2 separate regions of the Homo sapiens genome follow, and region 2 is linked to region 1. A link is an interaction called in ENCODE POLR2A ChIA-PET data of the cell type or tissue named here. Cell type or tissue: PC-9. All regions are shown on one strand. Each heading gives the region's core, and the rest is flanking DNA. Links, peaks and the distances in the headings are about the cores only. Region 1 overlaps LOC105370689 (a long non-coding RNA gene). Region 2 overlaps MARK3 (microtubule affinity regulating kinase 3).

The links. Peaks named below come from ENCODE experiments on the same cell type or tissue, not always from the same donor. Only the 100,000 strongest peaks of a DNase experiment are listed, where the experiment ranks them.
Region 2: POLR2A ChIA-PET joins it to region 1 with 7 read pairs; 4 of 35 experiments call an interaction of 5 or more read pairs at or near these places.

Annotation. Positions count from the first base shown.
Region 1 is chr14:103,873,052-103,880,294 of GRCh38, reverse strand. LOC105370689 (a long non-coding RNA gene) reads right to left here. Exons shown (of 3, transcript NR_188198.1): 1 at 6,834-7,243; 2 at 2,700-2,900; 3 at 1-891. Among named protein-coding and RNA genes, the nearest start is that of PPP1R13B-DT, 29 kb to the right of the region's middle. RefSeq lists enhancers at 1-190, 49-343. In PC-9, for the core only: no CTCF peak of the experiment used is centred there; no DNase peak of the experiment used is centred there.
Region 2 is chr14:103,440,651-103,447,893 of GRCh38, reverse strand. All of the region lies in intron 3 of MARK3 (microtubule affinity regulating kinase 3), which reads right to left. Among named protein-coding and RNA genes, the nearest start is that of MARK3, 59 kb to the right of the region's middle. In PC-9, for the core only: no CTCF peak of the experiment used is centred there; no DNase peak of the experiment used is centred there; H3K27ac peaks cover 658 bases.

The DNA.
Region 1 (7,243 bases), core at 1,818-4,317:
ATTGTTCCCGGGCACAGGTCCCAAATTCCAGCCCACGACCGAAGGCCAAACGTGCCCGTTAATGATTAAACCTCTGGAGTCAGTGCTCAGGGACACAGGCAGGGAGCAGCCCGGAGAGCTGCCGGTCAAGGTGCCCGGCCGGGTGGGGGTGGGGCAGCAGCCAGGCCCCGCCCAACAGGAACCAGTTCCTGCCCAAAGCAGGAGGGGAAAGGCTTTTCCACCAAGGGAAAGCTAAATATTGTCTAAATCCGGCACCCAGGACGACACACAGGCTTCCCATTGTCTGCCACACAGCAGGTCTCGGCCACGGCCCAGGTTGCACCCGTGTGAGGTCAGGGAGGGTGGAGCATCCCGGGGAGGGGGCCTGCCCCCACCGTCTTCCTCTGCACCGAGGCACATTCTTGGGAAAGGTCTTATGTTGCCAAAAGGGCTTAACCACATGACACAAGTGAGCGTAGGTGGGCACCAGTGAGGAAAAGCCATCCTTGGCAGCAGAAGCCGGTGCAGGGGCGACGCTTCAGACCACAGGAAGCGAGCTCTCCACGGTGGCCGAGGGCTTTTCCACTCGGCGAGCCTGGGCACCAGTCCCAGCTCTGCTACCTTTTCGCTGTCGTAGGTTATCTCAGTTTCCTCCTCTGTAAAATGGGAACGTGGTACCTGACCTCAAGGTCACCAAGAGGTCTACCGAGTGGCCCCTGTGAAACACGTAGTGCCGGAGCCCTGGTACCTGCAAGCTCTCAATACCCGGCGATCACGTTCATTACGATTAGGATCACCAGATTCTGTTCCTTTGCGAGATCCTTTCCAACTGCACTTTCATGTCAGTGTTCGTTTGCAGGTTGATGTTGGACCGTATTTACATTCAGTGTTTGGGGCTGACCGGGAAGAAATCTGAAAGTGGAAGAGAAGGGAAGGCACCGGTAACCTCGTCTTCCCAAGAGGAGGTCAGAGGTGAGTGTGAAAGTAAACATATTCTTTTTTTTTTTGAGACGGAGTCTCACTCTGTTGCCCAGGCTGGAGTACAATGTCACCATCTCAGCTCACTGCAAGCTCTGCCTCCCGGTTTCAAGCAATTCTCCTGTCTCAGCCTCCCGAGTAGCTGGGATTACAGGCCCCCACCACCACGCCTGGCTAATTTTCGCATTTTTAGTAAAGATGGGATTTTAGCACGTTAGCCAGGCTGGTCTCGAACTCCTGACCTCTGGTGATCCGCCTGCCTCGGCCTCCCAAAGTGCTGGGATTATAGGCGTGAGCGACTGCACTTGGCCTAAAAGCTCATTATTGAAAGCCACTCAGTTACAGAGCGAGACGACCTCAGAAAGCAGAGAAAATGCGCCCGCTTTAAGTTTTTTTTATATGGGGGTCTTATCTGTATAAAGACTAAACTAAGCTGTGCCCACGTGCGCGGGTGGGCTGATAGCATGACAGAATTTATTATTCGGTTGATTTAAAGAAAACTATCCTTGACATTTTAGTATGCAGGTACAAACAGCATAAGTAGAATTATCTTGAAAGCATATATTATTGTGTCTATCAGAACATCTGGACTTTTCATCGTTGTGGGAGTGTGTCCTTGCAGGTATTTTTAAGCTGTTTTCTCATTTGTAAATATCTCAGTACTATGTGACTGGCAAGGAATGTCCTTTACTAGTTTTAAGATGAAGTTTGTTTTAAGATGTTGTGACCCTGGCTCTCCTAGGCTCTTGTTTCCCTAATAGCAGAAAGAATATTATTTAAAGTTACCAAGGGCCGGGAGCAGTGGCTCATGCCTGTAATCCCAGCAATCTGGGAGGCTGAGGCAGTCAGATCACTTAAGCTCAGGAATTCAAGACCAGCCTGAGCAACACGGTGAAACCCCGCTCTGCAAAAATACAAAAAGTAGCTGGCAGCGTGGTGTACGCCTGTAGTCCCAGTCACACAGGAGGACTAGGTGGGAGGATCGATTGGGCCCCGGAGTTCGAGGCTGCAGTGAGCTGTGTCCACACCACTGCACTCCATCCTGGGTGACAGAGCAAGACCCTGTCTTTAAAAATTAAATTAAAACATATGCCGGGCGCAGTGGTTCAAGCCTGTAATCCCAGCACTTTGGGAGGCTGAGGTGGGCGATCACCTGAGGTCGGGAGTTCCAGACCAGCCTGGCCAACGTGGTGAAACCCCATCTTTACTAAAAATACAAAAATTAGCTGGGTGTAGTGGTGCGCGCCTGTAGGCCTAGCTACTTGGGAGGCTGAGGCAGGAGAGTCACTTGAACCCGGGAGGCAGAGGTTGCAGTTAGCTGAGATCACGCCACCGCACTCCAGCATAGGCAACAGAGAGAAACTGTCTCAAAAAAAAAAAAAAAAAAAAAGTCTGGGCATGGTGGCTCACACCTGTAATCCCAGCACTTTGGGAGGCTGAGGTGGGCAGATCACCTGAGGTCAGGAGTTCGAGACCAGCCCAACCAACATAGTGAAACTCCGTCTCTACTAAAAATAGAAAATTAGCTGGGCGTAGTGGTGGGCACCTGTAATCCCAGCTACTCGGGAGGCTGAGGCAAGAAAATCACTTGAACCCAGAAGGCAGAGGTTGCAGTGAGCCGAGACTGTGCCGCTGCACTCCAGCCTGGGCAATAAGAGCGAAATTGCATCTCGAAAATAAATAATAAATAAATAAATAAATAAAGTTACCAAAAAAGCAGTAGAAGAAATAAAAATAATTACATTAACAATAAAGTTTGTAGGGTAATGTGATGTAGCTGAATTCCCATCTTTCACATGGAGGAGTCAGTAGTGTCTAAAATTTGGTAAGTCGGAGAAAAGAGACGCTGTGCATGGCGCAGAGCTGTCCAGGTCATTGTCAGCAGAACTACACACAGCAGGAGTCAAAGGAAGCAGCTCTTGGGGAGACCCTGGGAAGAAAAACTGGGGTGGGGAGGTTGGGGGCACAGTGTTACTTCCCATCATAAACATCTCTGTGTCGGCCGGGTGCGGTGGCTCACGTCTGTAATCCCAGCACTTTGGGAGGCCTAGGCGGGTGGATCACGAGGTCAGGAAATCCTGGCTAACACGGTGAAACCCCATCTCTACTAAAAATACAAAAATTAGCCAGGCATGGTGGTGGGCGCCTATAGTCCCAGCTACTCAGGAGGCTGAGGCAGGAGAATGGCGTGACCCGGGAGGCGGAGCTTGCAGTGAGCCAAGATCGCGCCACTGCACTCCAGCCTGGGTGACAGCGAGACTCCGTCTCAAAAAAAAAAAAAAAAATCTCTGTGTCATTTATGACTATGACTGTTTTGCTTTCATTCAAAGGACACTTTGTTGGCCAGCTACGTTGGCTTGCGCCTATAACTCCAGAATTTTGGGAGGCCAAGGCAGGAGGGTGGCTTGAGCCCAGGAGTTTGAGATCAGCCTGGGCAACACAGTGAGACCCTATCTCTATTACAATAATATAATTTTTAATATGTTTAAGTATAAAATTATTTTTTAAAAAAAGATGCTTTGTTGATTTGTTTGTTCATTTACAGACAGGGTTTCTTTCTGCTACCCAGGCTGGAATGTAGTGGCAAGATCACAGCTCACTGCAGCCTCAAACTCCCTGCCTCAAGCAATCCTCCTACCTCAGCCTCCCGAGTAGCTGAGACCATAGACGTGCATCACCACTTCTGGCTACTTTTTTAAACAACTTTTTGTAGAGACAGAGTCTCACCATGCTGCCTAGGCTAGTGTGGAACTCCTGGCCTCAAGTGATCCTCCCACCCTGACCTCCCAAAGCACTGGGATTTCAGGCCTAAGCCATCATGCCCAGCCAAGACACTTTGTTAATTATAAAAATGTTTGGAGTCATCAACAATTTCAGAACTAAAAATGTAAGTTTGCAAAAAGATCGGGTTCCATTTACCATTTGGCAGAAGCCCCAGAAGAGAAGGTGTCTGAAACCAGCAGGCAGCTTGAGCCTCAAGAAACCATCTGCCTCCCTGGTACTTCTGCCACTGGTTCTTGGTCCACCTGTGGAGCCGTGAGGCTCAGGAGGGGTGTCCTTGCCTACTCCCAAGGGACAGTCCTCTAAATATTCAAAGGCAGCTCTCCTGCTCCCCTGAGCCTTGTCATCTGCAGGGTAAACTTTACCCACCTCTCCAGCTGTTTTATGGACAGCCTATATGATTCTTTCTGGCCAGAAACCCCAGCAAATCAGCATATACAGGGAGACAGGAGTGGTCCTCTGGCTGCTGCTGAGAACACACCATTCACCCACCCATCCACCCACCCATCCACCTATCCACCCACCTCCCCATCCACCCACCCGCCCAACCACCCATCCACCCACCCACCCACCCAACCACCCATCCACCCATCCATCCAACCACCCATCCACCCACCCACCCATCCACCCATCCACCCATCCATCTACCCATCCATCCACCCATCCACCCATCCACCCATCCACCTATTTATCCACCTACCCACCCATCTTTTTTTTTTTGTTTGAGACGTCTCACTCTGTTGCCCAGGCTAGAGTGCAGTGGCATGATCTCGGCTCACTGCAGCCTTCGCCTCCCGGGTTCAAGCAATTCTCCTGCCTCAGCCTCCTAAGTAGCTGGGATTACGGGCACATGCCACCATGCCTGGCTAATTTTTTGTATTTTTTTTTTCTAGTACAGATAGGTTTCACCATATTGGCCAGGCTGGTCTCAAACTCCTGACCTCAGGTGATCTGCCCGCCTTGGCCTCCCAAAGTGCTGGGATTACAGATGTGAGCTACCATACCTGGCCATCCACCCACCCATCTATCTGTCTACCCACCCACCTATTCATCCATCCATCCATCCATCCACCCACCCCACCCCCACCCACCTGTCCATCCATCCATCCATCTATCTACTCACCCACTCATCGACCCATCCATCCATTCACTCACCCACCCATGCACCTGTCCATCAATCCATCCATCCATCCACCCATCCACTTGTCCATCAATCCATCTATGTATCCACATATCCACCAACCAACCCACCCATCTATCCATCCATCCATCCATCCAACCATCCAACCATCCACGCACCCATCCATCCATCCATCCACCCACCCACCTTTCCATTTATCCATCCATCTGCCCATCTATTCATCCACCTGTCCATCCATGCATCCACCCACCTGTCCGTACACACACACATCTGCCCACTCATCCGCCGGCTCATCCATTCATCTACCTACCCACCTACCCACCCTTCCATCTGCCACTTCCTGTTTCCTTCTCAGAGCCAGCACCATGAGCTCTGTCCTTACAGAACATCGAATGCAAGGGCCAGACTGACCTGTAAGCCAGCAATGACCACATGGGATGAGCAGTGTTGGGTCAGCCCCAGATGCAAGAGCATCAAAAAATACTTCCTGTTTGGGGGAGACAGTGAGGAAGACACTTGAATAACCAGTCTCAGGTTAGGGCAGCAGAGAGTGGGAGAAGCAGGGGGTTGTCCACATGGCCAAGTCTGACCAACTCAGGGGTCAGGTCAGAGAAGAACAACGATGTCACCAGTAGTAGTGATTCTACAGCAGTCTCCAGCCTCCTTCTGCAGACACCCTCCCCAACCTCAGGAAAGGCTCTGCAGCAACAAACTCAGCTTTGGAGCCCCTCCTGCTTGTGTCCTGGCCTGCTTCTCCCACTGAGTGTTCAACCTTGGGCAATGAATTCCCTTCCTGAGCCTCCAATCGCTACCTGTATAAATGAGAAACAAGGCTGAGTCTGGTGGCTCATGCCTGTAATCCCAGCGCTTTGAGAGGCTGAGGTGGGTGGATGGCTTGAGCTCAGGAGTTTGAGACCATCCTGGGCAACATGGCAAAAACCTGTCTCTACTAAAAATACAAAAAATTAGCCAGGCATGGTGGTACGTGCCTGTGGTCCCAGCTACTCGGAAGGCTGAGGTGGGAGGATCGCTTGAGCTAGGGAGGCAGAGGTTGCAGTGAACCAAGATCGCGCCACTGCACTCGAAAAAAAAGAAAAGGCTGGGCGTGGTGGCTCATGCCTGTAATCCCAGCACTTTGGGAGGCCGAGGCGGGTGGATCACGAGGTCAGGAAATCGAGACCATCCTGGCTAACACGGTGAAACCCCATCTCTACTAAAAATACAAAACATTAGCCGGGTGCGGTGGCAGGCGCCTGTAGTCCCAGCTACTCGGGAGGCTGAGGCAGAAGAATGGCGTGAACCCAGGAGGCAGAGTTTGCAGTGAGCCGGGATCGCGCCACTGCACTCCAGCCTGGGCGATAGAGCAAGACTCTGTCTCAAAAAAAAAAAAAAAAAAAAAAAAAAAAAGAAAAAAGAAAAGCATTGTGAAATGTTCTTGGGGGTTTGTGTGACAAGGGTTTATTGAGTACCTGGTATATGTCAGACACAGTTCTAGGCCCTGGGATACAGCTGTGAGCCGAAGTCTCGCCCTCGAGGCCCTGTGAATTAGAGTGAGCGCCAAAAGCATGCAGCACAGCAGGGCTGAAAAACCAGCAGCCTCAAGAAGTGTTGCCTTTTTTTTTTTTTTGAGACAGGGCCTCACTGTCACACAGGCTGGAGTGCAGTGGCAAGAACATGGTTCACTGCAGCCTCTACCTCCCCAGGCTCAAGTGAACCTCCCACTTCATCCTCTTGAGTACTTGGGACTACAGGTGTGTGCCAAGCCTGGCTAATTTTTGTATGTTTTGTAGAAATGAGGGCTGGGCATGGTGGCTCACACCTGTAATTCCAGCACTTTGGGAGGCCGAGGTGGGCAGATCACTTGAGGTCAGGAGTCCAAGACCAGCGTGGCAGACGTGGTGAAACCCTGTCTCTACTAAAAATACAAAAATTAGCCAGGCATGATGGTACGTACCTGTAATCCCAGCTACTCCGGAGGCTGACCCAGGAGAATCACTTGACCCTGGGAGGTGGAGGTTGCAGTGAGCCGAGATCATGCCACCACACTCCAGCCTGGGTGACAGAGCGAAACTCCATCTCAAAAAAAAAAAAAAGTCCGGGCGCAGTGGCTCAGGCCTGTAATCCCAGCACTTTGGGAGGCCAAGGCAGGTGGATCATTTGAAGTCAGGAGTTCAACACCAACCTGGCCAACATGGTGAAACCCCGTCTCTACTAACAATACAAAAATTAGTCAGGCGTGGTGGTGCACACCTGTAATCCCAGCTACTCGGGAGGCTGAGTCAGGAGAATCACTTGAGCCTGGGAAGTGGAGGTTGCGGTGAGCCGAGATTGTGCCACTGCACTCCAGTCTTGGCTACAGAGTGA
Region 2 (7,243 bases), core at 1,624-4,123, 430 kb after region 1:
GGCTGAGCAAGAGAATCACTTGAGCCTGGGAAGTGGAGGTTGCAGAGAGCTGATGGCGTCACTGCACTCCAGCCTGGGCGACAAAGCGAGACCCTGTCTCAAAAAAAAACAAACAAAAAACCATCCAACCAAGACCAGCAGAGCTTCCTAGCCATTCCACAGAATAAGAAATATTAAATTGCTGTTGTATAAATACATGTTGTGAATTCAGAGCAGGTTCTTATCATTATGGCCTGGGTTAATATAACCCAGAAAAACAACAGGATTTTAGAGACCATCCTATTCAACCCTCTTGCAAACAAGAGGAAACCAGGAAAAGAAAGAAAAAGATCTTCTAAGGTCCTGCTATCCTTCTGTGGGGAATGTGTCCGGAACCCAGTCTCCTAACACCCAGGATACAACCTCCAGGAGGCAAAAGCGGGGAAAAACCTTGGAAGAAGAGAAGCAGCGGCCTATGTGGAAAGGAAGCTGGTGAGAAATCACAGGACTCTCACCATACTTGTCCTTGTCCACTGTGTCTAATCTAAAATTGAATTAGCAGCTAAGAGGAGATGGACATGGACCAGATTTTTTTGTTAATTTATTTTTATTTTTTGAGACAGGGTCTCGCTCTGCTGCCCAGGTTGAAGTGCAGTGGTGTGATCATAGTTCACTGTAGCCTTGACCTCCTGGGCTCAATCAATCCTCCCCCTCAGCCTTCCAAAGTGCTAGGATCACAGGTGTGGGCCACTGTGCCCAGCCCATGGACAGGATTTGACATATAACCTTACGCTCAGAATTTTAAAACATGTAATCAGATAAATAACCTTTCCTATCTAAAATACTGTCTCATTTTTGAAGGGAGGAGCATTTTTATCTCCAACATAAACATCTCCCTTTGCAACTGTGGTAATTCCTACATTTTATGTTCTGAGATGAGAAGATAGTCACCCAAGTAAATTCCTGACAACCATTCAGGCCTGAGTTCTTTTTTAGCTCTCCTCTGTTAAACTAACACAGAAATCTTGTTTTCCAATCCATTATAGTTGAATTGGTAGCTAGAATTCAAATCTCCCAATTACTTCCCAACTGCTAAATTACAACACCTCCTGGAGGTTGCAGTGAGCTGAGATCATGCCACTGCACTCCAGCCTGGGTGACAGAGCAAGACTCCAACTCAAAAAAAAAAAAAAAAAAAAAAAAAGACAACAATCTCCACTTTGGATGCCATATCAATATAGCTCAGGATACACAGCACTGAGAATGAAACCCTGACCATGGCCATGGCATCCCTGCAACCTGCCAACTTCTGCATACCCCTCAAAGGTACGTTCTAGTCACCCCAACTCCTTTTAGTTACTAGAACATACTGTTTGTTTATTTATTTATTTTTGAGACGGAGTCTTACTCTGATGCCCAGGCTGGAATGCAGTGGCACAATATCGGCTCACTGCAACCTCCGCCTCCCAGGTTCAAGGGATTCTTCTGTCTCAGCCTCCAGAGCAGCTAGGATTGTAGGTCCCACCATGCCTGGCTAATTTTTGTATTTTTAGCAGAGACGGGGTTTTGCCACGTTGGCCAGGCTGGTCTCGAACACCTGACCTCAGGTGATTTGTCTGCCTTGGCCTCCAAAGTGCTGGGATTACAGATGTGAGCCACCGCGCCTGGCCACAGAACATACTAAATTCCTTTAAATGTCTTCTCCCTTTTCATCCTTTAAGTCTCAGGCAGATTCTCTGAAAACGTATCTAAGTAGGTCTCCTTGTTTTACATCATAGCCCATCTGTTCACTTCTTTCCTGGGATGTCTTTCAAGCTATGAAGACACATTTTTGTGCACCTGTTTGTTATCCTTGTGTCACCCACAGGGAGCATGCCTGTCTCCTTTCACTACTGTATACCTGAAACCAAGGCTGGCACACAACTGAAATGCATTTGTTTGATAAATGCCTGCATGAAAGCACTAACTACCAACAACTGCGGTCTGAGCCAGCCTCAGCATTCTAATGACCACATAGCTTTTAAATCCTCCGCAGCACAATGCTTGTTACAGAGTTGTCACAGTTCTGATGACAGGGGAGCAGGTCAAATGAAGGCAATCATTTTTAAGTCTCTACTAACAGTACAGCAGAAATGAAACAAAGTGAATTAGAGCCAAAAAGCAGGAAAAAGATGGACTATTACAGGAATTCAAAAGATTTGGCTTTAAGTTGCTAAGTTCTGGAGGAATTTGTTAGGCAGCAGTGGATAACTAATATTCTGCAGACACCATATTAAAATGCGAGAACTCCTGAGTTACAGCAGAGGTCATACCAGGGATGCAATGTGAAAACAAAAAGGACAGGTAAATGGGACCAGATAGAAGACTAGTAAAAATTTAATTCCGTAGGCAAAAAGAGCAGCCAAAGAATCCCAAGAGAGGTAGTGGCAGGATATTAGCCCAAATAACTTTATGTATTCACCTCTCTATTGGAATTATGTATTAGGTAGATACTGGCAGGCAGCAAATGTGTAAATAAGCTTTATGCTAAGTTAAACAAGCAGGACAGGGAGGAAGCAGGAAGCTAACAGTTATCTAGTGCCTGCTGTGTCTGACGCATAGAGCCAGATGCTTCACATTCACAGTCTTATCTAAGCTTAATTTTCACAACTCTATCAGCTGAGTATGATCATCTCCAGTATACAGAGACAGACGACTGAGACAGGTTAGGAAACTCATCCAAAGACTCAGCTAATATATGCTGGAGCCAGGATTCTCATTGTGGGTTGCCTGACTCCAAAGTCTACGTTCATCTCAGGATTCCACATTGCTACCTTAGAAATTTAACTAAAAAAAAAAATCAACAAATTATAAGCTGCTGATATAGAAAAGTCCAGAGCAACAGGTGGGTACTGGCACAGAGCTTTTTACGAAGTTGACAATTTGCATACAAGTGAGATAAAAATGCCAGAGACTTCATAATCTCAGAATCTGATGACCAAAGATAGTTAAATTTGGATAGGAATAATGTACTGAAAGGCAAATGTGAACTTTAAGGAAAGTCCCTATAAGGACTATACCAGAAAAATTTTAAAGTTTTGTAATTGTAAAAGGCCATTTAAATAAGAGAAACTCACCTTATTTCTACTTTTTTTTTTTGAAATGGAGTCTCGCTCTGTCGCCCAGGCTGGAGTATAGTGGCGCCATCTTGGCTCACTGAAAGCTCCGCCTCCCAGGTTCACACCATTCTCCTGCCTCAGCCTCCTTAGTAGCTGGGACTACAGGTGCCCGCCATCATGTCCAGCTAATTTTTGTATTTTTAGTAGAGACGGGGTTTCACCATGTTAGCCAGGATGGTCTCGATCTCCTGACCTCGTGATCCGCCCGCCTCGGCCTCCCAAAGTGCTGGGATTACAGGCGTGAGCCACCGCGCCCAGCCTATTTCTACTATCTTAATACAACTTATTTCTCCACATTCCCTTTTCAATCTTAAATAGATGTTAGTTGGAAAAAAGAAATCAAATTACATGGAAACGTATAAATTGAAAGAATTCTCTCCTTACTGATCAATCTATATCCTCCACACATTTTCACATCTATACATCCTCTATGGAACTGGCACACAAGAGGAGAATAAATACCTTTGAAGGCAAAGATTTGGAATCCTGGCAATGGGGATATCAAGGACACTAAATCTACGGTATCAGAGAAGTAAAGAAACATGTCCCAATAGCCAAGACCTGGGGGTTGTCAAGTATTACCACTGGAAAAATAAAATTTTACCTTTTGACAAGTAGAAAAAAAAGAGAGAGAGAATTTTAGTCTCTAGTAAAAAAAAAAAAAAAAAAAGACAATTTTACCAACCGATACGAAAGTAAAATGAGTATGTAAAAGAGAACACGGGGGTTACAGACATAAAACTGATCTAAACCATCACAATGAAGGTGTTCAGGCTCCCTTCTCCAGATACACAGATAAGGGACAGAAGACCAGGCCACCTAAGTCACTCCCTCATCACTCTACAGAAACTGTCCCTTTGCCTCAACTACCACAGCACCTAAATGGAAGAGTGCATCAAAGGCCCTCTCAGACAAACCAAGACAGAGAGGCTGGCAAAGTTCATGAGAAGGAATTTTCAAGAAAATGCATTTGTGTAAAAAAGGAAAAAAAAATTTGCTTCTTAATATACAGAGTATCTCTGGAAAGACTCAAAGGAACTGATGTCACTGGTTGCCACAGGCTGGTCTGGTCTCCCAAGTGCTAGGTAGGTAACCTATTTTAAAGACGACCCCTTCCTCAAACGCTCTAAGTCTCAAAGACGACTTCCACTGTGACCGCTGGGTATCTCCTCCCTCTCTTGGTGCTCTTCCTGAGAATGCCTCAGTACTCAATTCCTGGACTCTTTTCCCCTCCTTTTTAATTCCGTTACCATCATTTAGTGAATCTTTGGGGAAACAAAGATAAATGTACCAGTATTTAGTCCTATATGCTAGTATTTTTAATTCCCAATTTTAGAATGGATATTATAAGTGAAACTGAACTGTAGTTTTCGTTCCTGTTTCCAATATATTTCAATAGCATTGTTTCTGAATTTGAGAAAAGAATTTGGAAGTTCCTCTTCTTAAGTTCTGGAACAGCTGAACAGAGGCAGAGTATGTACTCACAGTAGATCTCAAAGAATTCAATCATGAATTCCAGGTTTGGCAATATGTTAACTACTTTCTCAACTTCTGTTGTTACTGATGTGTATCGATTCTTTTCTAGAGTTAATTTTGGTAAGTCATGTTTTCCTAGAAAATTATCAATTTCTTTGGATATTCTAACATTTTTCAGAGTTGCAGAAAAGGTTCCTTTATAATAATTTAAATTCTTCAGTATCTGGTATTTCCCCCTCATTTTTCTGTGTTTTCTCTCCCTTCCCCCTGGCAGCACTTAGTAGCTTATCTATTTCATTGCCTCTCTTCTCACTTCCTTGTCGGTGGGAGGGGGGGGGACACCCACCAAAGTTTTGGATTTACCATTTCTACTGTTTTCAAATTCATTATTTTCTGCCTTTAGCTTTACTGACTCCTTACATTATTATTTATTCCTGAGATTTATTTTGTTCCCTTTTCTAAACTATTAGTTTAATGTTTAATGCATTCCTTGTCATTCTTGTTTAATAATGTGTTTAAGGCTACAAATTTCCCGGAGCACCAAAAAGCAGTATTACATAGGTTCTGACACACAGCTTATTATCATTAATTCCTAGATATACTGTAATTTTTGTTTGCAATTTTTCTTTGATCCAAGAATTCTGTGTGTTTTAGGTTCCACATGTTTGTATATTTTGTTTGGTTCTATTTTTATTGCTCTACATTAGAACTATAGCCTAGAAAGATGTTAGTCTGGCTTATTCAAATGTTATGTATTGCCCAACTCTGAGAAAATAATATACCTCATAGTCATCACACATTGGAATAGTTATGACGATAATATCCTAGCACACAGCTGTTATGTATCCTGAAAAGGGGATTAAAACAGCTATACTATGGGCTAATGGAAGTGCTGTTATTTTTTTTTTTTTGAGACGGAGTCTCACTCTGTCACCCAGGCTGAACTGCAGTGGCACGATGTCCGCTCACTGCAAGCTCCGCCCCCCGGGTTCACACCATTCTCCTGCCTCAGCCTCCCCAGTAGCTAGGACTACAGGCACCCGCCACCACGCCCAGCTAATTTTTTTGTATTTTTTAGTAGAGACGGGGCTTCACCATGTTCACCAGGATGGTCTCAATCTCCTGACCTCATGATCCGCCCACCTCAGCCTCCCAAAGTGCTGGGATTACAGGTGTGAGCCACCGCACCTGGCCATGGAGGTGCTGTATATTAAGATATGTACCTTTTCCCCCTACTTACTGTGTAATTAATGAATGGCCTAAGAGAGTTAAGTGATAAAGTCTTCTCTGTCATGCCTGTGTTTCTATTAATTTAGCTCAGATTTTCACCTATGTATTTTGGGGTTCTGGTTATCATTTGGTGTCCTATCATTAAAAATAAAATTTAAAAATATGAAAATAAAATAAAAATAATTGCTTTTCAAATGGCAATTGTTAAGTGAACCAGAATAACCACTTCTGAAGAACAAAGTGTGTGTTTAGACACGGAGACTCTGTCCACGATGCAGATCAGCAAAGAAAGGAGAGGTGAGGCAGCAAGTGATTATACATACGAAAAACCATGAAACTGGATCCCTACCTCGTAACACATGACTGCTGGTGGCTTAAAGATTACTTTAAACATGTGAAGACAACAGAGAAAAATATGTTTATGACCCCAGGTAGAGAAGAATTTCTTAAAGAAGACACAAAAAAGGCCGGACGTGGGGGCTCACACCTGTAATTCCAGCACTTTGGGAAGCCAAGATGGGTGGATCACGAGGTCAGGAGATCGAGACCATCCTGGATAACACGGTGAAACCCCGTCTCTACTAAAAATACAAAAAAAATTAGCCAGGCGTGATGGCAGGCACCTGTAGTCCCAGCTACTCGGGAGGCTGAGGCAGGAGAATGGCGTGAACCCGGGAGGCGAAGCTTGCAGTGAGCCGAGATCGTGCCACTGCACCCCAGCCTGGGTGACAGAGCGAAACTCCGTCTCAAAAACAAAAAAACAAAAAAACAAAAAAGACATAAAAAGTGCAAAGCATATTAAAAAAAGACTGATAAATGTAACTGCTTTAAAATTAGGAGCCTCTGCTATTCACTGAGAGACAGTATCAAGAGAGTGAAGATATACCATCAAGTAGAAGGTGTGTGCCACATATATAATAGTATCCATGATATATAATGATATCCTAAAATAACTAAGAAAAAATCCACTAGAAATTAAACAAAAGATGAATACGTACTTCACAGAAGAAACAAAAAACCTAAATATGAAAAAATGCATGACCTCATCAGTAATTAGGAAAATGTTACATTAAAACCATAATGAGATTTTTCTTTTCTTTTCTTTTTTTTTTTTTAAGAGGGGCTCCTGCTCTGTTACCCTGGCTGGAGTGCAGTGGTGCAATCACAGCTCACCGCAGCTGTAAACTCCTGGGCTTAATCAATCCTCAGCCTCCCAATTATCTGAGACCACAGCTATGTGCCACCATGCCCAGATAATTAAAAAAAAAAAAAATCTTTTTGTAGATACAGAGTCTTGCTCTGTTGCCCAGGCTGGTTCTTGAACTCCTGGCTTGGAGAGATCTTCCCATCTCAGGCTCCCAAAGTGCTGGAATTTAAGGAGGAAGCCACTATGCCTGGCC